Linked DNA regions of Mus musculus: regions 1 and 3 are each linked to region 2. A link is a loop called in an ENCODE intact Hi-C map of the cell type or tissue named here. Cell type or tissue: left cerebral cortex. All regions are shown on one strand.

What was found. Hi-C counts contacts between places; a loop is a spot of excess contacts. Peaks named below come from ENCODE experiments on the same cell type or tissue, not always from the same donor. Only the 100,000 strongest peaks of a DNase experiment are listed, where the experiment ranks them.
Region 1: it touches region 2 in a loop (2.4-fold over the local background); 3 of 42 quality-filtered maps call a loop at or near these places.
Region 3: a loop joins it to region 2, with 8 times the contacts of the local background. A loop is called at or near these places in 30 of 42 quality-filtered maps.

What each region holds. Positions count from the first base shown.
Region 1 is chr5:135,091,762-135,099,761 of GRCm38, reverse strand. It overlaps a transcript of Mlxipl not described here. Among named protein-coding and RNA genes, the nearest start is that of Mlxipl, 11 kb to the left of the region's middle. In left cerebral cortex, no CTCF peak of the experiment used is centred here; no DNase peak of the experiment used is centred here.
Region 2 is chr5:134,902,481-134,910,480 of GRCm38, reverse strand. It overlaps Tmem270 (transmembrane protein 270), which reads left to right and starts at 3,748. Exons shown (of 3, transcript NM_194065.3): 1 at 3,748-3,853; 2 at 7,467-7,904. The coding sequence starts at 3,782. In left cerebral cortex, CTCF peaks have their summits at 2,941 and 3,144 (motif pointing left); a DNase peak (open chromatin) is centred at 3,136.
Region 3 is chr5:134,961,428-134,969,427 of GRCm38, reverse strand. No RefSeq gene overlaps it. Among named protein-coding and RNA genes, the nearest start is that of Cldn4, 18 kb to the right of the region's middle. In left cerebral cortex, CTCF peaks have their summits at 3,023 and 3,720 (motif pointing right); DNase peaks (open chromatin) are centred at 2,965, 3,380, 3,736, 5,642 and 1 more place; H3K4me3 peaks cover 240 bases.

The DNA.
Region 1 (8,000 bases), 190 kb before region 2:
ACAGGATTTCTCTCTAGCCCTAGCTGTCCTGGAACTCGCTCTGTATATCAGACTGGCCTCAGATTCAGAGAACCACCTGCCTCTGCCTCCTGAGTCCTGGGATAAAGGTGTGCACCGACACTACTACCTGTCGAAAAGCCTGGCCTTATGTAGCTAAGAAGACTAATGGCATAACAACTCATGCTTCTAATCTCAGCATGTGGGAGGCTGAAGCAGGAGGATTGCTGAGACTTGGGGGCATTCTAAGCAACATAGTAAATTCCAAAGCAGCTGGGACTAAGGATGAAAGTCTGTAGAGAGAGACAGAGACAGAGAGACTTAGCTATGTGACTAACTAGTATCAAGGAGGGAAGCCACTTCCTTGTCTAGATGTGAGCTTTGAGCCCCTGCATGACTGAGTTTGAAAGTCACTGGTAAATGTAGGCCAGGTGACTCAGCAGGTAAAAGGAGCTTGCTGCAAACTCAGCCAACCTGAGTTCAATGCCCAGGACCCACATGGTGGATGGGAGAACTGACTCCTGCAAGTTGTCCTCTGATCTCCCATACATTGATATGACATATATGTAAATATGTCAAAGAAAGAAAGTCATATTGGACGAATTTTTGTAACAAATATCTAATTTTTCTATCAAACTATGAGAAGCCAGGTGGTGGCGCATGCTTTTAATCCCAGCACTAGAGAGGCAGAGGCAGGTTAATTTCTGAGTTCAGGCCACCCTAGTCTACAGAGTGAATTCGAGAATAGGCGGGTCTACACAAAGAAACCTGGTCTCAAAAAAGAAAAAAAGAAAAATGAACCTGGAGTAAATAAAGACAATATCTAATAAAAAAAATGAACCTGGGGCGGGGATTTGGTTCAGTTTGTGGTATGCTTGCCTGGAATGCACAAAATTGTGTTTGATTCCCTGGGCCACATCAACGCGGACAAGGTGATGCACACCTTTAATCCCAACACTCAGAAGGAGGAGGCGGGAGGACCAGAAGTTCAAGGTTAGCCTAGACTACGTAGCAAGTGCAAGGGCAGCCTGGGCTACATAAGTGATGGAATGTTAATTTCCCCACTTGGCAGACTGAGGCATGAATGTGAGCTGGAGGCTACATAGTGAGCCTCGGCCTCAAACCAGCAGCAACAGCAAAGCTACTGCCACACAATTAACAATCACATTGGTCACACATTTTATACAATGGCTGTCCATGCAAACTGCTTCCTGTCCATTTCTGTGCTCTGAGAGGGAGGGAGTTTGTTTGTTAAAGTTTGTTAATCTTGAAAAATTCCACAAAGCTTCACGTAGGACCCACCAAGTTCAAGGTCAATATGAGCTGTATGTCTAAAATATCTTGAGTCAGAGCTGACCAGTGGGCTGCACTTCCTGTACCTGCATATGAACTCATTGTGGGTTTTGTGGTTTGTTCGTTTTTTCCTTTATAAGCCTGCTCTGAGAGATGTTTGGTGACATAGTCCGAGACCCTACTCTGAGCTATGTCCCTGGTTTGGTAAGGATTAAGGGGAACGTTCCATAAACTGCTCTTGCTTAGCTGAGATCAGTGTTTGTATGGTTTGTGTGGAGATTCCTGAACACCAACAATTTACCTATTTATCTAGCCATCCCCCAATTATCAATCATCTACCATCTATTGTCTATCCACATCTGTCATGTCTCCATCCATCCACCTACCCAACTGTCCACCCACCTATCCACTGACCCATCCAACACAGCTGCCAATCATACTCATTGTGTGTGTGTGTGTGTGTGTGTGTGTGTCCTTCTGTCTGTCTGTCTCCCCTGCCTAAGCCTCCTGAGTGCTGGAACCACAGATGTGTGGACCTCACCTGGCTTCATCTTCCTGTTTATCCACCAATCTCCTACAGTCAATTTCTTTACATGTCATTCCATATTCCCATGTGTACATTCACCTGCCCTCCCATTTAAAGTTTTCCGTTGCCTCTACTTCCTGAATACTAGACCTGCAGGCATTTGCACACATCCAGTGTATTTATTCTTCTGTTCTTCATTTACTTGCTACCCAAACACCCACACCCACACAAGGGACTTATCTCAGGAAAGCTGAGAGGGGTGCTCAGGAGATTGTATGCTAGCCCAAGACGTTGGAGGGTAGCTCAGAAATAGAGTATTTAGCATGGAGAATGCCTATTCCCAACATCACACACACACATACCACACACACTAGACAGATAGATAGATAGATAGATAGATAGATAGATAGATAGATAGATAGTTAGATAGGTGGGTGGGTGGGTGGATGGATGGATGGATGGATGGATGGATAGATAGATAGATAGATAGATAGATAGATAGATAGACAGACAGATAGATGGGTGGACAGACAGACAGACAGATGGGCAGTTAGGTTGATTGAGTTTTAAAAGAAAGACAGGGTATATGTACAGGTCACTATATAGCCCAGACTGATCTCAAACTCACAGAGGTCCACCTGCCTCTGCCTCCTGAGTGCTGGGGTATATCTGGATGTTGCTTTTTAATTTTTCTTTCGTTTTTTGGAAACAGAACATCATATAACTCAGGCTGGAATTCTGGATCTTTCCCTCTCCTCTTCCCCAGTGCCAGGATCGTGCCAGCACCACTACACCGACACCCATGCAATGTCAGTGATGGAAGGCAAGCACTTTATGCACTGAGCCCTACTGTAGAGTTAGTTGGGTTTTTTGTTGTTGCTGGTGGTGTTGGTGGTGGTGATGCTGGTGGTGATTTTTGGTTTTTCTTTTTTTTTTTTTTTTTTTTTAAGATTTGTTTATTTATTATATGTAAGTACACTGTAGCTGTCCTCAGATACTCCAGAAGAGGGCATCAGATTTCGTTACGGATGGATGTGGGTTCAAATCCCATGTGGTTGGTGGGATTTGAACTCGGGACCTTTGGAAGAGCAGTCGGTACTCTTAACCACTGAGCCATCTCGCCAGCCCCGATTTTTGGTTTTTCAAGATAGAATTTCTCTGCGTAGCCCTGGCTGTCCCTGAACTCACTCTGTAGACCAGGTTGGTCTCAAACTCAAAGATCCACCTGCCTCTGCCTCCCAGGTGCTGGGATTAAAGACACGAACCACTGCCCAGCTGGAACAGTGGTTTTGATGGAGGCTGTATTATACAACTGTGGATGACTAAGTCTTTGGTGACTGCTGGGCTTGAATATGATTTATTTCCCTGAATTACAGTTTTTAATCACTATAGTTATACACCAATAATATGAGGAGGGTGGAAATTTTTCCTTCTTTGAGCAGTAAGATTGGTCAGCTGGCAAAGTTGCCTCGCAAACCTGGAAGTTCGAGTTTGATTCCCAGAACCCATGAAAAGGCAAAAGAGAACAACTCCACAAAAGCTGTACTCTAACCTCCAAGTGTGCACCCCCTCCCCATTGTGTTCAACTGTGTGTGCATGTGTGTGTGTGTGCGCACACACACACACACACACACACACACACATACATATCCTACATACAGGCGAAGGAAAGAAGGCAGGCAGGCAGGCAAGCAAGCAAGCAAGAAAGGAACAAAACCAAAAACACAACCCCAGAATGTTATTTTAGACCCAGGTAGTCTGCAAATGAAAGCTACTATATAGCCCAGGCTAGCCTCAAACTCATGACAATCCTCTTCCTTCTGTCTCTTGAGTGCTAAGGCTGTAAGTGTGTGCCACAACAACGACTTTAGATGGTGCTGGGAATGGGACTCTTAGCTTTGTGCATATTAGGCAAACATTCGACCAGCTGACCCACATTCTCAGCCCGGGCCTTTTTTCTCTATAACGTTAGAAGTCCTGGTATTTTGTTACAGGAACGAAAAACTGTCAGATACAGGGATTGAACTCAACCTCCAGTTCTTTTTCCTTCCCTAGAAGTTAGTGGAAGAGTTGTTGAAAATTTAACCTTTTCAGCCGGGTATAATGGCACATGCTTTTGGTCCTAATACTTAGGAGGCAGAGGCAGGTGGATCTCTGTGAGTTGGAGGCCAGCCTGGTCTACAGAGCAAGTTTCAGGACAGCATGAGCTAAGCAGTGAGGCCTTGTTTCAAATGAGAAGAAGGGAGGGAGACAGGGAGGGAGGCAGGGAAGGAGGGAGGCAGGGAGGGAGGGAAGGAGGAAGACAGGGAGGGAGGGAGGAAGGGAGGGAGGGAAGAAAAAAGAAAAGAAAAGGAAAGCCAATTCTTTGCCTCAGTTTCTGCTACCTAGCACACATGTTTAAACTCTCTGGGGTCACCAGCAACCTTAGAAAACAAAAGCATGCTCCCGTTACAAACATGGCAGCTGCCTGCAGACCTGTCAGTCAGTCTAATCAAACCTCCGGACCACAACCTCAGTCATCTAAACCACACAAGTTCAGGCCAAGCCTGCTGTGCTGGCATACGCTTGCAATCCCAGCACTGAGAAAGCCAAGACCGTCCACTCCAGGCCAGCCTAGGCTACACAGTGAGTTCTACACACTAACCTGGGCAACTGAAGATCCTGTCTGGAAATATCTTAGAGAACGGGAAGCTAAACGTGTTAGCATACACCTGGGGCATATACCTGGGGCATACACCTGGGACATACACCTGGGGCATACACCTGGGGCATACACCTATGGCATACACCTGGGGCATACACCTGGGACAAGAGGGTTGGGAGTTCAAGGCCAGCTTCAGCTACACAGTGAGTCTGAGGCCAGGGCCTCAAAACAAAACAAAACACCAAAAGAAAAAAATCACCCCAACACAAACAGATAAGTAACTAATCAGGGGCTGTGGTTGTAGCTCAGTGGTACAGTTCAGTCACCAGCACCAAGAAAAAAAAAAAAAAAAAAAAAAGACAAGAGACAAAACCACACACTGATGAAGGCTAGAGAGATGGCTCAGTGGTTAAGACCTTGGACTGCTCTTGCAGAGGACCTGAGTTCAGTTCCCCCGCACCCTTGGTTACCTGCAACCCCAGCTCCAAGGGCTCAAACACCCTATCCTGACCTCCGAGGACACCCGCACATTCATATGCACACAGAACGCTTCAATTGGTCTGTGTGCCTCTGCTTCCTGAGTGCTGGGATTTACACCCAACAAAAATAAATCTTTAAACAACAACTTGCTGTGCACGGTGCCAAATACCTTTAATGCCAGCACTTTGGAGGCAGACCTCTATGAGTTCAAAGCCAGACAGAACTTCGCAGCAAAACCCTGTAGACCACTGGTTCACCACCTTCATAATGCTTTGATCCTTTAATACAGTTCCTCATGTTGTAGAGACCCCCAACCACAACCATAAAATTATTTTTGTTGCTTCTTCATAACTGTAATTTGGCTACTGTTATGAATTGTAATTAAATACCTGTGTTTCCCTATGGTTTTAGGCGGCCCCTGGGAAAAGGTCAGTCAACATCCAAAGGGGTCTCAACCCAGTGTTAAGAACCGCTGTTTACAATGTAAATAATAAAAATAACAGTGTCCTTGCCCCAATTCCATACATGTTCCATCTGGCAGTACTGTGCATCTCTCATGGGGCTACTGGGGACCTGCTTTTTAAGTTTCTTCTGACCAGTATTGTGTGCCAGATGAGTCCAGGTAAGGCTGAGGCTGAGTGGAACAGTGGGTACCTGCTGGTCGCCCCCACCCCGCCCTGCACCCCCAGCAGTGAGGCAGGCAAGCTGGGAAACCTGGCCTGGCTCTGGGAGAGGAAATGGAAGGATGGGGCTCATCCCCTGTTGGCAAGGAAGTCTGGCAGGTTGGGCCAGCAGAGAAAGTAGGCAAGGGATGCAAACCAGCCTTAAGTCCCTTGTGGCATTCGCTCCCCAGGGAACAAGCAACGTCTCAAAAAGGAAGCCAGAAAGAAAAGAAAAAGACAGAGAGGTGAGAAAGACGGATGAGAAAAAAGAGGGAAGGAACAGAAAGACCAAGAGAGACATAGGGGAGAGGAGAAAGAGACAGGGAAAGATGAGAGAGGCAGATTTTTTAAAAAGAGGAGCCGGGCATGGTGGCACATGCCTTTAATCCCAGCACTCGGGAGGCAGAGGCAGGCGGATTTCTGAGTTCGAGGCCAGCCTGGTCTACAAAGTGAGTTCCAGGACAGCCAGGGCTACACAGAGAAACCCTGTCTCGGAAAAACCAAAAAAAAAAAAAAAAAAGAGGGACCTGCCAGGTAGCGGGGGCATACACCTTTAATCTCAGCACTCCGGAGATTCTGAGTCTGAGGCCAGCCTGGTCTACAGAGTAAGTTCCAGGGCAGCCAGGGCTACACAGAGAAACCCTGTCTCAAAGAGAGAGAGGGAGAAAGAGAGAGAGAGACAGAGACAGACAGAGATGGAGAGTGATATACAGAGAAAGAAACAGAGAGCAAAGACAGACAGACACAAAACAGAGAGAGAAAAACAAAGACAAAGATAAAACTAGAGAGGCAGAAAGACAGACAAGGGAAGTAAAGAGACAGGAGACTTCTTGGCGGGTAAGCCTATGAGACAGGAAGGAAATGAAGACAGAAAATGGAGAGATGGAGACAAAGAGGAAAAGAAAGGCTGAGATGCAGAAGGTTCAGTGTAGAAACTATGGTTACAATCTGCCCATTTTCCGGGTGGAAAGGTTGATGTCACTCAGCAGGTATGTTCTATAGTGCAGCCTCTTGATTTGGACATTACCAGAAGACATACATTATCTCCAGCCTCCCCCACATGCCTGGGCAGGTTCTGTGCACGTTGCTGAGAAGAAAATGGAGAATCTCGGGGCATAAGGTGATTGACAAAGTTACTCTATCTACAGTCACCATCTACTTGGGGAAGAGCAGCGTCAGGCACAGCCGTTGAGGAGCTATGGGTCTATACGGTTCAGGGCTCCCTGGTACGGAGTGCACAACTGAGACACTTTCCCACTGCATGGCCGTGGGCTCCATTGCACAAGAAGGAGCACTCCACGGGAGCAGCGAGAAGGAGCACTCTCATAGGAGCAGCTCAGCGGCTTGGGAGGCTGGTTCTGCCTTCTTGGTGGGTAAGCCTATGATGCACACGATGTGCCATTTACTTTATAGTGTTGATGCAAAAAGTTAAATAGGGCGAATCAGCAGGTAAAGGCACCTGCTGCTAAGTCTAATGATCCGAGTTCAATCCCTGGGACTGCGTGATGGAGAGAGAAACTCCAGAGAGTTGTCCTCTGACCACCATGTGCGTGCACACACACATCACACACCAAGAGATTAAAATGTAAACAACAACAACAATAAAGGCATGATAGAACTTGGAAATAAGGACCTAGAAGTCTGACAGATTTCTCAAAGGGACGTAGGGATGGAAAAGGTCTCCAAAGTCAGCGGGGACAGGCCACAGCTTTTCCTCTGCCTGGAGTGTCAGCCCTGTCCGCTCTGGGATCAGTGCTTCACAACAGCTATGCTAAGGCATCAGGTCCCTGGGCCAAGAGAGAAAACAGATCTCCGGGACAAATCTCTTATCAGGAGTCACACACCCAGCAGCTGATTGTGAGACATAAGTTGAGGTGACCCCCAGAGCCATCCAGTAGGCAGTGACTCTGAGACTGTGAACTTGAACCTCTGTCCTGGGCTCGCCAAGGAGGGGCATCAGGATCTATCAGTGTCACAGCTAGCTCTGGGGATGTTGTGTTCCGAGCCCTAGTGGGTGGGTGGGGACCCTCTCCAGGTGGGTAGGTAGGGACCCTCTCTTCTAATGTCAGCATCACCAGCTTCAAAGAGAAGAGAGGCAGGCGTGAGCCACCCTGTTGGAGTCTCAGGCTTAAGACAGATGGGGAGAGCGGAGGTAAGATAGAAGAGGCAGGTATGTGGCTTCTGGACACTCAGGACCTGACCCAGGACAGGGTCTTAGCCTACACAGCCTGCCAAGGCAGAGTGGACACTTACTTGCCTATAATGTACAGGCACAGCTGGATGGAAGGAAGCCAGGAGAAGAAAATAGAAGAGTCTGAGGCAGCAGAGGAAGCAGAGAACAGCACTGTGATCAGGCTACCGGGGTTCGTATCCCAGTTCTGCTGCTTCTAGGCTGTGT
Region 2 (8,000 bases):
ACAGCATTTGGAAAGAGTTGAGTTTATTCAGGGATTTTTGTTTTAAACATCCAGGCTTAGGATTTCCATTGCTGTGAAAAGACACTATGACCATGGCAACTCTTATTTTTTAAAATATTAATTAGTTTATTATTTAGTGTATGTGAGTACACTGTCGATTTCTTCGGACCAGACGAGGGCATCGGATCCCATTGCAGACTGTTGTGCCCTGTGTCCCATTTTCCTTCTTCTGGTTTGTCTTCTCTTGCTTCCTGATCGTTTCCCCTCTGCCTGGGTCTCTTCCCCCCACTTAGCTTCCATCTCATCTTCCGGGTGGTCTAATGGTTGCCCACGCTGACCTCAGACTCAATGTGTAGTCAAGGATGACTTTGAACTCCCTGGCCTCTGCCCCTCTCTGCCTCTCTGCCTCCCTCTCTGCCTCTCTCTCTGCCTCCCGCCTCTGCCTCCTGCCTCTGCCTCGTCTCTGGAGCATGGGTAGGAATTACAAGCACGGGCCACTACATCTGGTTTATACAGGGCTGAGAGGACCAAACCCAGGGCTTTGTGCAGGCTGGGCCATCATTTTACCAACTGAGCTACATCCCTGGTCTAAATTTCAATCTCTCTCTCTCTTCAAAATCTTTCAAAAAGATCTATCTGTCTGTCTGTCTGTCTATTTATTATATGAGTACACTGTAGCTGTCTTCAGACACACCAGAAGAGAGCACCAGATCTCATTACAGATGGTTGTCAACCACTATATGGTTGCTGAGATTTGGACTCAGGACCTCTGGAAGAGCATTCAGTGCTCTTAACCACTGAGTCCAGAGACTGTTAGTTGATATTGTTTTTCCTATGGGGTTGCAATCCTCTTCAGCTCCTTTAGTCCTTCCCCTAACTTTTCCACTAGGGTCCCTGGGCTCAGTCCGATGGTTGGATGTTAGTATCTGCATCTGTACTGGCCAGGGTCTGGCAGAGCCTCTCAGGGAACGGCCATGCCAGGCTGCTGTCAGCAAGCACTTCTTGGCATCAGCAGTGAAGTTGGGGTTTGGTGTCTGTAGGTAGGATGGATCCCTAGGTGGGGCAGTCTCTGGATGGCCTTTCTTCAGTCTCTGCTCCATGTTTTTTGTTTGTTTGTTTTGTTTTTGTTGTTGTTGTTGTTCTGTTTTTGTCTTGTCTCTGCATTTCCTGTGAGCCTGGGTGTGTCAGAACTCCTAGGGGTCAAGCTGTAGCTGGGTGTGATTGGGGTGGGGAGTGTTGGAGCACAAGGTCCACTCCCGGGTGCAAGTGCAAACCAGGATTGTGTCCCTGGTTGGGTGGGAGTTCCTGAGTCCCCTGAGCCTGGCAAACATATATTAATGCTGTCACACTACAGGTAGCTCCTTGGAGCTTTCTCTTTTCACTTAATCTTGTTTTCCAGACTTTTCTACGTCAACCCGAACAGATTTCATTTATTCCAGCCAACCTTAAGTCATCCCTCAAAGGGAGTTTCCAATTTTATTTATCCATCTCTTTACTGATGGAAAGACCCGTCTGCAGCTCTGCACTTATCTTTACTCACGAGCAGACGTTTCCGTAAGGGGTCCTTTTGCCAATGGGGGTTGTGAAGTAGGATCAGTAGAAATTAGAGCAAATGTATGGAAGGTTGAATCTTCCAGCCCCCTCCCTGGGGGATTCTAGGCAGGAGCTCTACCACTGAGCCAACCATTCAGCTCTTGGTCTATTTCTAGTTTTAGTTGTCCATGTGTTCATGGGCAGCATTTGCATGATCATTTCCTGTATGGATCTTTAAGATCCTGCATCAGGCTCTGGGCTCTGCATAAATTTCAATTTGCCCTGTAAAGTCACTGGTGCACGATGTGCCCTGATTCTTTTGTTTTTTGCTAAGGAAGGGGAGATAGCATCTTGGTGTGTCTTTGATTCACATTTCCCCCTGACTACTAATGAGACTGGACTATGTTTGCACAAACCTCATGGCTCTTTTGGTTCCTTTTGTTAACTTTCTTTGCTTCTGTGCTTCATCAGGTCCTTTGTTTTAAAAAAAATTTTTAAGCTTCTCTTTCTTTTTCTTCCTCCCTCTTTCCCTCCCTCTCTCCCTTCCTTCTTTTCTTTTCTTCTTTCTTCCTGTGGTGTGAGTGCACACATGACAAGGGTCTTGCCTGTGGAGGCCAGAAGACAACTTGGGGCAATAGTTTCTACTTTTCCACCATGTGTGTTCTGGGGATGGGGCTAAACTGATCAGGGTTGGTGTTAAGTTCTTTAACCTCCACCTCTGATCTCTTTCTTTTCTTTTCTTGTTTTTCTTTTCTGTGTTGGACGTGGAACTCAGTCTTGCACCTGTTAGCCACGTACTTTACCACCTCCAAATTCCAGCAGAATCGATTCTCTCCTTATACTGTGTGTATCTCTGGTCTGGGGCCAAACTCAGGTCAACAGTCTTGACAGCAAGTGCTTTACCAACTGGCCAGGTATTTGATTTCTTTTCCTTTTCTTTCTTTTTGAGACAGGGTCGGTCTCTCTCTCTCTCTCTCAACCTCTCTCTCTCTCCCTCCCTCCCTCCCTCTCATTTTTTCAAGGCAAGGTTTCTCTGTGTAGCCCTGGCTGTCTTGGAACTCACTATGTAGACCAGGCTGGTTTTGAACCCAGAGATCCACCTGCCACTGCCTCCCGAGTATTAATGGCATGTGAACTTACATATAATAAATAAATAAATCTTTTTTTTTTAAATCCAGCTTTTTCCAAGCCACAGAAATTAAAAAAAAAAAAAGTCACGTTAAAAAACTGGAAATAGCAGGACGCGGGGCAGAAGACTCGGAAGTTTGCCTTAGAGACACGGAGAAATGGAGGCCAGGTGGGGTTGCATGGCTTGCAAAGCCCCGTTTTCAATCCCGAGTTCTGCACATATTAACAAGAGGGTTAAATAAAAGGAAGACTGTGAGTCTCATTATCTCCGGGTGGTTCCCTTCTTGTAACCCAGGCATTGACTGGAAATGCACAGGGAGCTCTCTCAGGTGTTTCCAGGAGGTTGTTACCAGGAAATCAGCCTTGCAAAATGAGAAACTTTATCCTGCCTGTCAAGCGCCCTGCTCGCCCCTGCGGTGTCTTCTGCCCTCACGCGACCGCATCGCGGTACTGCACCTGCTCGGAGCTCTTTTAGGTCTTGTTCTGGGGATGTGAGCACGCTTCTCCAGGGAGGAAAGCAGAATGGCGCCCCCTGGCGTGGTGCAAGGCAGCGTACACTGATTCCTTTGTACTCCCAGCTGGTCATCCCTGCTCCTCTGAATGGGGAAACTGCAAGACTGCACACTGGTTCTTCAGCCTGAAACTGATGGGGAGAGGGAAGGGACAGAGAAAGAGGCCTGGGGGGGGGGCGGTGAGGACAGAGGGGTCTCAGTTGAGGATGCTAAACTGAGGCTTCTCCTATGGCAACACTGCTACCCTTGCGGTCCAACTTGGAAAGTAAGGCCATAGAGAGCCCATCTCCTCCCTCCTTCATTTTGTTCTTCTTTCTCTACATCCCTATCTCCCTACCACTCAACCCCCACATCTGGCGGTAAACTAGGCGATTCTGAAATGGGCTCTGAGTTTTTTCCCGATAGTAGGTAGACAATTGATCCTAAGGCTAGACATCTGTGATGACCATGGAGCCAGACTTGACCTCAGAGGAGCAGGTAAAGGGAGCTATGGCAAAGGGTAGTGTGTCATGTGGCAACTGGGTCCCCATGGCAACTGGACCCCCACCCTGTGGCATCTGTGAGGTCACCCTGCCTCTCCTGGCTGGAGGAATGGGTGGAGGCCAGACATGGAGGCCGCTCCCCGGGTCAGATCTGGCCTTCTCAGAATTCTTCTGCGGGCTGGGAGGCTCTCTGCACTGGTAAGCAGGGTATGGAGAGGGGACCTGGAGAGATTCAGCCATTCCCAGCCACCAAGGAATAAACAGTCAAGTCCTGAGAGCCCCATCTCCCAAGTGCTGTGGCATAGCTGTCTATCCGCAATCTTGTTTCCTTCTCCTCCTCTCCCCCTTCCTTTCTCTTCTCTCTTCCGTGTGTATGTGTGTGTGTGTGTGTGTGTGTGTGTGTTTAAGATAAGGGTCTATTATGTAGCCCTGGTGTCCTGGTACTTTCTATGTAGACCAGGCTAACCTTGAACTCAGAGATTTGCCTGCCTCTGCCTCCCCTGTGCTGAGACTAAAGATGTACATTATTATTCCTAGCCCTTCATTTCTTTCCCTTAAAAAGATTATATATTTATGTCTATAAATAGTGTGTGTGTGTGTGTCCTCTCCTTCCACCATGTGGGTCCTGGGGATTGAACTCAGGCCGCAGGCTTGGCAGACAGTGCCTTTACCTGTTGAGCAATCTCATTGGCCTACATTCCCTTTCCTTTCCTCACCCCTGCCCTTCTCCCTCCCTGGCCTCCTCTCTTTCTTTCTCTCCTTTCTGTTTAGTGTGCATGTATGTGGGTGTGGGTATGATGTATATACATGTGTGTAAATGCCTGTGTGTGCACATAGAAGCCAGAGGAGGGTGCTCTCTCTTTCCCTCTCTTTCCCTTCTCCCTCCCTCCCCCCTCCCTCTCCCTTATTTCTTTGATTCTTGGAACTTGGAGTTGATACATTTGTTTATTCATTTTATTTTGTCCAGCAGCTTTGCAAGCCACAGATATCCTCCTGTCTTCAAAAATACCTTCAGTACTGAGGTTGCATGCATGCACTGGGCCACGTGTGTCCTGAGTCATACATGCACTGGGCCACGTGTGTCCTGAGTCATACATGCTGGGCCATGTGTGTCCTGAGCCATACATGCACTGGGCCACGTGTGTCCTGAGCCATACATGCACTGGGCCATGTGTGTCCTGAGGCATACATGCACTGGGCCATGTGTGTCCTGAGCCATACATGCACTGGGCCTTGTGTGTCCTGAGGCATACATGCACTGGGCCACGTGTGTCCTGAGGCATACATGCACTGGGCCATGTGTGTCCTGAGCCATACGTGCACTGGACCATGTGTGTCCTGAGGCATACATGCTGGGCCACGTGTGTCCTGAGGCATACATGCACTGGGCCATGTGTGTCCTGAGCCATACATGCACTGGGTAATGTGTGTCCTGAGGCATACATGCTGGGCCATGTGTGTCCTGAGGCATACATGCACTGGGTCATGTGTGTCCTGAGCCATACATGCACTGGGCCATGTGTGTCCTGAGCCATACATACACTGGGTCATGTGTGTCCTGAGGCATACATGCACTGGGCCATGTGTGTCCTGAGGCATACATGCACTGTGCCATGTGTGTCCTGAGGCATACATGCTGGGCCATGTGTGTCCTGAGCCATACATGCACTGGGCCATGTGTGTCCTGAGGCATACATGCACTGGGTCATGTGTGTCCTGAGCCATACATGCACTGGGCCATGTGTGTCCTGAGCATACATGCACTGGGCCATGTGTGTCCTGAGCCATACATGCACTGGGCCATGTGTGTCCTGAGGTATACCAGCACTCGGCCATGTGTGTCCTGAGGCATACATGCACTGGGCCACGTGTGTCCTGAGCCATACATGCACTGGGCCTTGTGTGTCCTGTGGCATACATGCACTGGGCCATGTGTGTCCTGAGCCATACATGCACTGGGCCATGTGTGTCCTGAGCCATACATGCACTGGGCCATGTGTGTCCTGAGGCATACATGCACTGGGTCATGCCTGCTCTGTTTTATTATGTGGGTGCTGAGACCAGAACTCTCTGATCCTCATGCTTCACCAGCAAGTACTCTCCTCCTCCTCTTCCTCCTCCTCTTCTTCTTCCTCCTCCTCTTCTTCTTCCTCCTTTTCCTCTTCTTCCTCCTGCTCCTCTTCCTTCTCCTCCTCTTCCTCCTTCTCCATCTATACCTCCTCACCTCCCCTGCTGTCTTACTATGTGGTCCTCAAACTCACCACGTAGCCCAGGCTAGTTCCAAAACTCACTGTATAGCCCAGGCTAGCCTTGAACTCTTGACCTCTGTTCAAGAGCAGTCATGTGCACCAGGCCTGGCTTCCTATCCTGGTCCTTCAGATGTACATTGACCCTGAGATTCCCATGGATATAGGGTACCAGGTTGATCATCTCTGTCACCTCTGGGCTGGAGGCTTATGCTCTACCAGAGAGGCACACTCTTCATTGAGGAATTCTCAATTACAACTTTATCTCCCCCGCAACTTATCCCACTTCCTGGTGAATAGAAGACACCTTGAACAATCTGCCACTCAGATGAGAGACCTGGAAATCTGTCTCTCCTTCTCTCTGTCACAGTAGGTCTCACATTAAATCCGCCACCCCTCTCCCATGTCTCTACATCTCCCTGTCCTTAATGATACCTATATGCCCAGATTCCCTCATGCCAAGGGCAACCAGGATTCTAGGCAAGCCCAGGTATTTGGGAGAAGTCAGCCAGCCCTGCATTCGAATTTCACAGAGTTAATTAGAGGGGAGATCATCTCTACTTATGAGTTTTTAATTTTTATTAATCATTATTATTGTGTGTGATGTGTTTGGTGGGTGCTTGCTTGCCACAGCACTTATGTGGAAGTCAGAGGATGATTTGGGGACATTGGTTCTCTCCTCTTCCCTTTCCGTGGTTCTGGGGTCAGACTGAGGTCACCACGCTCGTGGGGTGAGAACTTGAGCCACTGAGCACTCTATGCTCGTTCATTTGTTTGGTTTCATGTAGATGAGGTTAGTTTTGAACTTCCTATATAGCCAGAGGAGCTTGGACACTAGATCCCTCTGCTCCTACCTGCAAAGTGCTGAGACTACAGGCATGCAACACCTCTCTTGGTTTTATGAAGAGCTGGGGCTTGAACCCAGGGTTTCATGCATGTTAGACAAGCACACCACAGCCAAGCTCCATCCCCATGCTTAAAAGTCACTCTTACGGGGCAGGAGAGATGGCTCAGCAGTTAAGAGCACTGACTCTTCTTCCAGAGGTCCTGAGTTCAATTCCCAGCAACCACAAGGTGGCTCACAACTATCTGTAATGGGTTCTGATCTGCAACAGCATGCTTACATACATTAAAAAAAAAGTCACTCTTAAAAAAAATCTTTGGAGGTAGAGGCAGGTAGATCTCTGAGTTCAAGGTCAGCCTGGTCTTGTTCCAAGACAGCCAGGGCTACACAGAGGGAGAAAAAAGATTATAGGCAGGGCATGGTAGCACATGCCTTTAATCTTAGCACTCAAGAGGTAAAGGCAGGAGGATCTCTGTGAGTTCAAGGCCAGCTTTATCCACATAGCAATCTCCAAAATAGCCAGGATTACCTTGAGAGACCATGTCTCGAAAGAAACCAAAATCAAATGAATGAATGAATGAATGAATGAATGAATGAGAGACTATTCCTGTGTATCACAAGTGAATTGAGACAGCTCACAATGACCGAGCAACCCCTATCTCTAAAGCACTGGTTGGGTTTCACCCAGGTTGGTGACACTGGTGTCCCCATCTTCCTACAGCTGATCCAGAACCGCACTCACTTGTACCGCTTTCTGCTCCTGAAGATGGCCATCTTTCAGCACTGGGTGTTGGGGCTGGCCCAGGAAGCCCGGGGTTCAGGCAGTGACCAGGCCCGCCAGCTTCCGGAAGTCATCATAACCTGTGCTCTGAGTTTGGCCCTTCGAGCTGGACTAACATTGCTGTGGGTCCCCATGTGGCTGCTGCTCTGGGGACCCAGGCTGGCATACAGAGTCGGGCTGTGCTGCACTCGTACTGTGAGGTTGGCCCTGGGGCATCTCTGTGTCTGTGAACCTCTCGGTCTGTCTCCAGCCACCTTCAGGGACCTGTTTCTATCCTGCCTGCACAGCCTGATGCTGGTAGCTTTGCTGCTGCTGCTGCTAACCTGGAAGCTGATGCAGAAAGCCCATCACTTTAGTCTGGGCTGGCTGCCCAGTCAGGTGGGTTAACAGGGATGCAGGCTGATGAGCTTGGGGACTTTGGGTGTGGCCACAGCTGGTCAGTACTGGCCATGGGAAGGTCCTGGGGGCCACTTA
Region 3 (8,000 bases), 59 kb before region 2:
TGTTGTTGTGTTTCAAGACAGCATTTCTCTGTGTAGCCCTGGCTGTCCTAGGGACAGCCTAGTACTTGCTCTGTAGACCAGGCAGGCCTCAAATTCAGAGATCTACCTGCTCCTGAGTGCTGGGATGAAAGATGGGCGCCACCAGCACCACCACTGTTAGCATTTCCTCTAGGCTCCACCCAACAGTTACCTAGCAATGGCCAGGTAAGAGACAGGTGTATAAGGACTATAAGGACTGTTTGGGCTTCCTTTTCTCTCTCTCTCTCTCTCTCTCTCTCTCTCTCCCTCTCTCTCCCTCTCTCTCTCTCTCTCTCTCTCTCTTGTTCCTCTCTTTCTCTTCCCCTCTCCCTCCCTATCTTTTTCTTTTCTCTCCCCCCATATGTTCCTGGCCAGCCTCTTCCCTTCTCTCTCTCTCCTCTCTCTTTCTGTCCTTCTCTGTCCCTTTCTTTCTCTGCCTCTACTCCCTCTTCCAGACCCCCTTCCCAGGTCCCAAATAAACTTCCTTTTATACTAGACCTATCCTAGGGCTGACCTCAGGGGAATGCCTCATCACTGGCCCACTAAGGCACCCCTCCCGCCATATCATACCGAATTTTATAAAAATCACATCAACTACCACCTCTGCCTGGCGCAATCTGGAGTTCTAATCCTCTTGACCCTATCTGTTGGCTGCTGGGATTGCAGGTGTGCCACACCACAGTCAGCACTGCTGGGAGTGAGAGCCAGGGTCTCCTGTGTGCAGACACATCCTTAGCCCCCTTCATTTTTACTATTCCATTTTGGTTTGGTTTGGTTTTTGAAGCAGAGCCTCTCTACATAGCCCTGGCTGTCTTGGAACACTCTATGTAGACCACACTGGCTTAGGAGCACAGAGATCCACCTCCCAAGTGCTGGGATCAAAGGTGTGTGCCATTAAGCTTGGCTGATTCTTATTTTTTATTATTACTTTTGAATCTGACCACACACACACACACAAGTTGTGCACGTTGCTGGAGTGGAGCTGAGAGTTAGAGCTCTTGGCCAACAGGTGAGAAGCTCTGGGTTCAGGGTTCAAACCCCAGCATTAACAAACAAACAAACAAACAAACAAACAACAAACGGCTGGGCAGTGGTGACTTAGTTTTTTAATCCCAGCAGAGACAGGCCAGTCTCTAAGTTTGAGGCCAGCCTGGTCTACAGAGCAAGTTCCAGGATGGCCAGGGTTACACACCTGCCATGAAAAAACCCAAACCAAACTAAACCGGCAACAAAACTCAAAGGACCCCAACCATCAGCAAAGGGCAAAGCCCGAGGGCAGATCCAGGGGCATCGTGTGATATTTCACCCTCTGGATTATCACGGGTGTCACGGAGACTTCTGCGGTCGGCCGTGGCTTTCCTCTTAGGGTTCTTGGAGAGGGTCTACCTGGCTCTAATCAGTTGATGGTTCCCTCTCTCTCTGCTGCCCTAGGGCTCAGGTTTCTCCTTCCAGCTTCCTGGACCTCTTAGGGCTATTTGAGAAGTAAAACAGGTTGGGGCAGACGGGCGTGAGTTAGTGAGTGGGCCTAGTGTGGAAGCCGGGTTTTTGTTAAGTTTCCTGGTGTCTGTCCTTTACAGCAGGGTAGTGAGCACCTAGACCTCCCGCCGATTGCACTTCCTGCACATTCCCTGACCCTTGCACTTCCTGCACATTCCCTGACCCTTGCGCGTGTCTTCTGAATACTGAACCTCCTGCATGCTGCCTGCCCCACTGTGTGCTTACACTGCGTGTGCCTACTGTATGTTGCCTTCCTCCTGCTTGTGCCCTGTGCAAACTGAGTCTAAAGCAGATGGGCCTTGTTCTTGCGTGACAGGGTGTTGTATTCTCACCCAGAAAGTCCATAGTTCTGGGTGTGACCTGACTCTCCCGTGGGGGGGTACATTGGGAAGGTGCGAGGTGAGAGCGGCCAGGTCAGGGTGGAATCGGTTTTTCTCTCAGTCAAACCTGGTTGGTGCGCTACTCTGGGGTAATTCCCAGGTAGGCTCTTAGGTGTCATAGATCAGGTGAGGGAGGGGTGAGTCACACCTGCCTCCCCCTCCCCCTCGGGAGAAACTTCTCTCTCCCCAGGGCTAGGTTTCACTAAGTCGTAAACAGGCCCTGCCCAAGAGATCTTTCTTCCGGTCTCGGCCAGATCCAGTGTAACCCAGCCTGGGGGCTGCCTGGTTGCCTAGTCAAGGGAACGTCCTGGTCCCAGACTAGATCCCTGAATTCCTTGGCCCACTCTAACCCCCTTCTTCGTCCCCCTGGGCTCCTTTTTCCCCTAGCGAAATCGCAGTCTCTTTCGCTGCGGAGCTTTCATTCTCCCTGGGGAATTTCGGGGAGATGGCTTGAAGGGGTGAAGAAGCAGGGGGCTTGGTGAATGGGCCTCGTGTGAGGCCAGGGTTTTCTCCCTTTTTTAAAAGATTAATTTGGTTTCATTTATGTGAGTGTTGCCTGTATATATGTGATGTGCATAGCGTGCGTGCCTGGTGTGCTGGCAGAGGTCAGAACGTGGACTTCACATCTTCAGGAACTGTAGTCAAGAACTTTATGGGTGCTGGTGTTTCAGAGTAAGGTTAGCTGGCCCAGTTTGCTTTCAGTGGCTTTTCCTAGGTGAGCATGTGGGCGGGGCCATCCATGCCAAAGTATCCCTGTGGGCGGAGTTTCCCTGTATGTAAGTAAGCCATGTTTTTGACAATATTGCAAGCAGGCCTATCAAATCCATTAGGAGAATGTTGGCAAGGCCATCTAGTGTCTAGATGAGGCAAAGGTGAGAGTGTGGGCGGAGCTTCGGGTCCTGAAGTGAATCTATAGGTGGGGCTCTCCATCCATCTCCAGCATGTGGGCAGGGTCTCCGTCTTTTAAGGGGTGGAGCTGCTGGGCCGATACGTAATTTTACAGCCCTCCTAGTGGCTCAAACAGTTCCTCTTTCCTTTCCGCCACTAAGGCGCACACTTATCCTCAGACAGACTACATCAGGACCGGCCTGGGAGGACTCTTTGAAGCTAGGTCCTCAGGGTGGCAGTATTTCCACAAGACCAAGCAGAGGTGGTGTCGTTGTGTGCCGGGGAGCAGTGAAGTGCCTCCGCACGTGAAGGGGCTTGCAGCTAAGACCGGGTTCAGTTCCCAGAAATCACAAGGTGAAAGAAGAAAACTGCAGTAGGTTGTTTTCTGACCTCTACATGCGTGTCATGGCATGCACACCACACACACACACACACACACACACACACACACACACACACACACGCACGCGCGCTCGCGCGCGCGCAAGTGGGCCAAGCTGCAGGAACGCTCACCTCCACTAAGGGGTGTTCTTGAGCCTAGGTCCACAGCTCCCCACCAGGAATGGACAGGCCCTTCTTGCCATTCAGTCTCCTGGGACCTCATACTCCTGCCCCAGAGTGGCCTTCTCAGACTATGTCACAACTCGGCTACACTTGCTGCTCTCTCCGCAGGCTCCTAAGGTGCACTGGACCTCGTCTAGTTATCCTGCCGGTCAGCGCGAACCCGGGGCAGGACAGATTCAGATCTCCAGTATTCCACAACTGTTAATATTTTGCAAATGTAAAAAGAAACCCACCCGTAGTTCTCTACATGCGCAGTCAATTTGTAGGTGCCTTAGCAACCTGTTCTAACGCCCGGTGCCTCTCCTTCCAGTGTTGTTTGAGATTTTCAAATTTTCTATCAAACCTTGTTGGACACTTTATGGATGCAGTTCCCACTAGCAAACAGAAGAGGGCGACGCTAGCAAGAGCTATTGCAGGCTCAGGGCTAATCTAGCCGCGGAGCTAGAGATTGCTGCTGGACAGAGAGTTGAGGCTGATGTGAAAAGAGTGGCCTGGGACAGGAGGTAGTGATGCCCCGACTGGAGTTTCTTTGTTTTAAGATTTTAAATTTGCCTGGAGTAGTGGCACACACCTTTAAAGCCCCGCCATCCCACCACCACCACACACACCCTGACTCTGGGTCTCTAAGAGTTCAAGTCCAGTTTGGTCTACATAGTGAGTTCCAGATCATCCAGGTCTAAATAGTGAGATGCTGTCTCAAAATTTTTTATTTGTTTGGTGGTAGTGGTGACTAAAGCAAGGGTCTCATGAGAGCTAGGTAGGCATTCTATTGCTGAGGCATATCCCAATACCTGCCTTGCCCCTTTTTGAGACATTTCTCTGTGTAGCCTTGGCTGTCTGAGAACTCACTCTGTAGACCAGGCTGTCCTTAAACTCAGATATCCACCTGTCTCCTGAGTGTGGGGATTAAAGGCATGTGTGATCACTGCCCAGTTCCATCCCTATTTTTAAAAGACATAACCTACATTTAAATGTACTTTTGTTGTATTTTCAATTTTATAGGTATAGATGTTTTGCTTGCATTTATGTATGTATGTATGTATGTATGTATGTATGTATGTATGTATGTATTTATTGGTTTTTCAAGACAGGGTTTCTCTGTATAGCCCTGGCTGTCCTGGAACTCACTTTGTAGACCAGGCTGGCCTCTAACTGAGAAATCCCTCTGCCTCTTTGCTTGCATTTATGTCTTGCACCAGGTGGTGTGTGCCAAGGGCCCTTGGAGGACAGAAGAGGGCACTAGATCCCTTGCAACTGGAGTTAAACAGAATTGTGAGCCTCCATGTGGGTGCTGACACTTGAACCCAAGTTTTCTGAAAGAGTATCTGGTGCTCTTAATCACTAAACCATTTCTATGGCCCCTCTATCTATCTATCTATCTATCTATCTATCTATCTATCCATCCATTCATCTATTTATAAGACCCATCTTATTACATAGCTCTGGCTATCCTGGATCTCACTACGGAGACCAGGCTGGTCTCTAATTCCCAGAGCTTGGTCTGCTTCTGCCTCTCGATTGCTGGGACTAAAGGTATGTGCCACCACCGCCTGGCTCAGTTTTTAAAATGTATGTACATTTGTGTGTCCGAGGGTGGGTGCAGGACCTACAGAGATGAGACAAGATCATTGGATTCCCTAAAGCTCAAATTGCAGGTGGTTGTAAGCTGTCTGACATGAGTGCTGGGAACAAATTCAGGTCCCCTGTAAGAGCACTGTGTGGTCTTAACTGCTGAGCCATGTCTTCAGTCCCCTGAGGTCTTTCCTTGGGGCCTTGTATTTCTACTTTACTAGAAATTCCCTAGCCCAGCAACACCATCTTCCGCAGGTGTTGTATACTCTTGGTGCCTAGACATGCATGCAGGCAAAACACTCACTCATATAAAATAAAAAATATTCAGGGCTGGAGAGATGGCTCAGCGGTTAAGAGGACCGACTGCTCTTCCGAAGGTCCTGAATTCAAATCCCAGCAACCACATGGTGGCTCACAACCATCTGTAATGGGATCTAATGCCCTCTTCTGGTGTGTATGAAGACAGAGACAGTGTACTCATATATATATATAAAGTAAATCTTAAAAATAAAATGTTCTAAGCATTGGGATTGGGCATGTTTAACGGGGAGTGTGGTAGCGAAACAGAATTAAACCTGGAGGCTTACAAACATCCATCAGAAATCCAGGGATGTCCCTTTGAGGCAGTCAACTGAAGTTCCGGATACCTTAGAGGCCCAGCCAGAGTGCAATATTTCCCTGAGTAGGCAGGAGGGGGCGGGCGGGGAGAGAACACTTCCAAGTAAAAAGAAATTAGCAGCCCAAAGGGGTGACGTCATCAGGAAGTCACAGCATTCTGCAGAAACTGACAGGGAGGCTTGAGGCAGTGAGCTGGAGTTCCCCTGGGGCCGAGCTTGAGGTTTCTCTCTCTCCCACTGTAGCATTTTTCATACCTTGGGATAACCATTGGCAACAATGTTTCCTTTCCAGCCATTGTTAAAGATACTGGGTTTCAACTTTGGGGGATGATTAGCTATTGTTCCCTCTCCCTAAAGGGGCAGCGATAGACAGGGGCAAGGCACAGACATTGGAGGCCACTTGACATAAACTTGTTTTAGTCCAAAGTGAGGGCTAGTCCCGTGGCGATAGCACACGCCTTTAATCCCAGCACTTGGGAGGAAGAGACCCGCAGATTTCTGAGTTTGAGGCCAGCCTGGTCTACACAGAGAAACCCTGTCTCCAACTCCCTCATCCCTCCTCCAAAAAAGTGGTAGGTTGGCCTGCTGGTAGAGGCAGCTTCAAATTGTTGCTGCTGCTTGAGAAAAGGTCCTGAGCTTACCTTTTAGACCAGGTCGACCTCGAACTCGTAGAGATTCATTTGCCTCTGCCTTCAGAGTTCTGTTTGTTTGTTTGTTTGTTTTGTTTTGTTTTTCCGAGACAGGGTTTCTCTGTATAGCCCTGGCTGTCCTAGAACTCACTTTGTAGAACAGGCTGGCCTTGAACTCAGAAATCCGCCTGCCTCTGCCTCCCAAGTGCTGGGATTAAAGGCGTGCGCCACCACCGCCCCCCCCCCTGCCACCGCCCCCAGAGTTCTGGGTTTAAAGCTATGAACCACTGTGTCCAGCTCAGAGCCAGCTTCTAAGCGAGCTCAAATAATAAATGACAACTTTCCAGTATAAACTACTTACAATACCGGGTGTAGCTCAGTAGTAGAACACTTTCCTTCTGTACTAAAGCTCCTAAATGTAATCCCTAGGATTGCAAAACAAACAAAAAAAACAAAAAGAAAAGAAAAGAAAAAAGAAAATCAAATGAGCTGGAGCGTGGTGGCCAGGCCAACAATCCCAGCACTGGGGAGGAAGAGTGCCAACAGGACCGATGAGGGGGAGATTTTTCCACTAGGAAGGGAACAAGCAAGAGGAGGCTGTAGCCATCTGAGAACACGGGATATCAGTAAAGTCCTCCTATGTGCCTCTACTGTGTTCTGGTGTCTTTCTCCTTCTCCCTTTTATTGTTAAGGAGAGAAACAGAGTTTTGCAAAAGCTAGGCAGGTGCTCTACCACTGAGCCACGCCCCCAGCCCCTCCCTGGGGGATTCTAGGCAGGGGCTCTACCACTGAGCCACGGGCCCAGCCCCTCACTAGAGGATTCTAGGCAGGGGCTCTACCACTGAGCCATGCCCCCAGCCCCTCCCTGGGGGATTCTAGGCAGGAGCTCTACCACTGAGCCACGCCCCCAGCCCCTCCCTGGGGGATTCTAGGCAGGAGCTCTACCACTGAGCCACGCCCCCAGCTCCTCCCTGGGGGATTCTAGGCAGGAGCTCTACCACTGAGCCACGCCCCCAGCCCCTCCCTGGGGGATTCTAGGCAGGGGCTCTACCACTGAGCCACGCCCCCAGCCCCTCACTGGGGTATTCTAGGCAGGGGCTCTACCACTAAGCCACGTCCCCAGCCCCACCCTGAGGGATTCTAGGCAGGGGCTATAGCCCTGTGCCACATTCCTTGGCCAGCTTTACATTTTGGGACAGGTCTAAGTTGCACAGGTTGGCATCGAAAGCTCTCTCTTGTCCCCGGTAGCTGTGATTTGTTGATCCTAGTGCCTCAGTCTACAAAGCAGGTAGGATGCAATGTGTGTGTTATCAGATCCAGTTATGAAGCACAGGAAATAAACACAGGCTTCTGCCCTCCTGGCACTTATGCGCTGGCAGGAGAAGACAGCTGACTAATAAGTGAATTAGGTAGTAGCTTGAAATTTATGATACCTTCCCATTGATAGTCTGTGGCTCCTGTCCAGGGCCATACTTGCCTGTCCTTGTTTTGTTTTTTCCAAGACGGAGTTTTTCTGTGTAGCCCTGGCTGTCCTAGAACTTGTTCTGTAGACCAGGCTTATCCCAAACTCAGAGATCCACCTGCCTCTATTTCCCAAGCCCTGGGATCAAAGGCATCCACTGCCAAGCCTGGATAGGTTTTGCTTCATTTATGTGCCTTTGGGTAAGCTGTGTGTCCTTGGGGACCAGAAGAGGGCCTTGGATCCAGTGGAGCTGGAGTTCCAACCTGGTTGTGAGCTGTGATGTGGGAGTTGAGAACTGAATGAGGAAGAACAACAAGTGCTTTTAACCTCTGTCTCTCTAGCCCTTCCAGATTTCATTTTTGTGGCTGCAAAG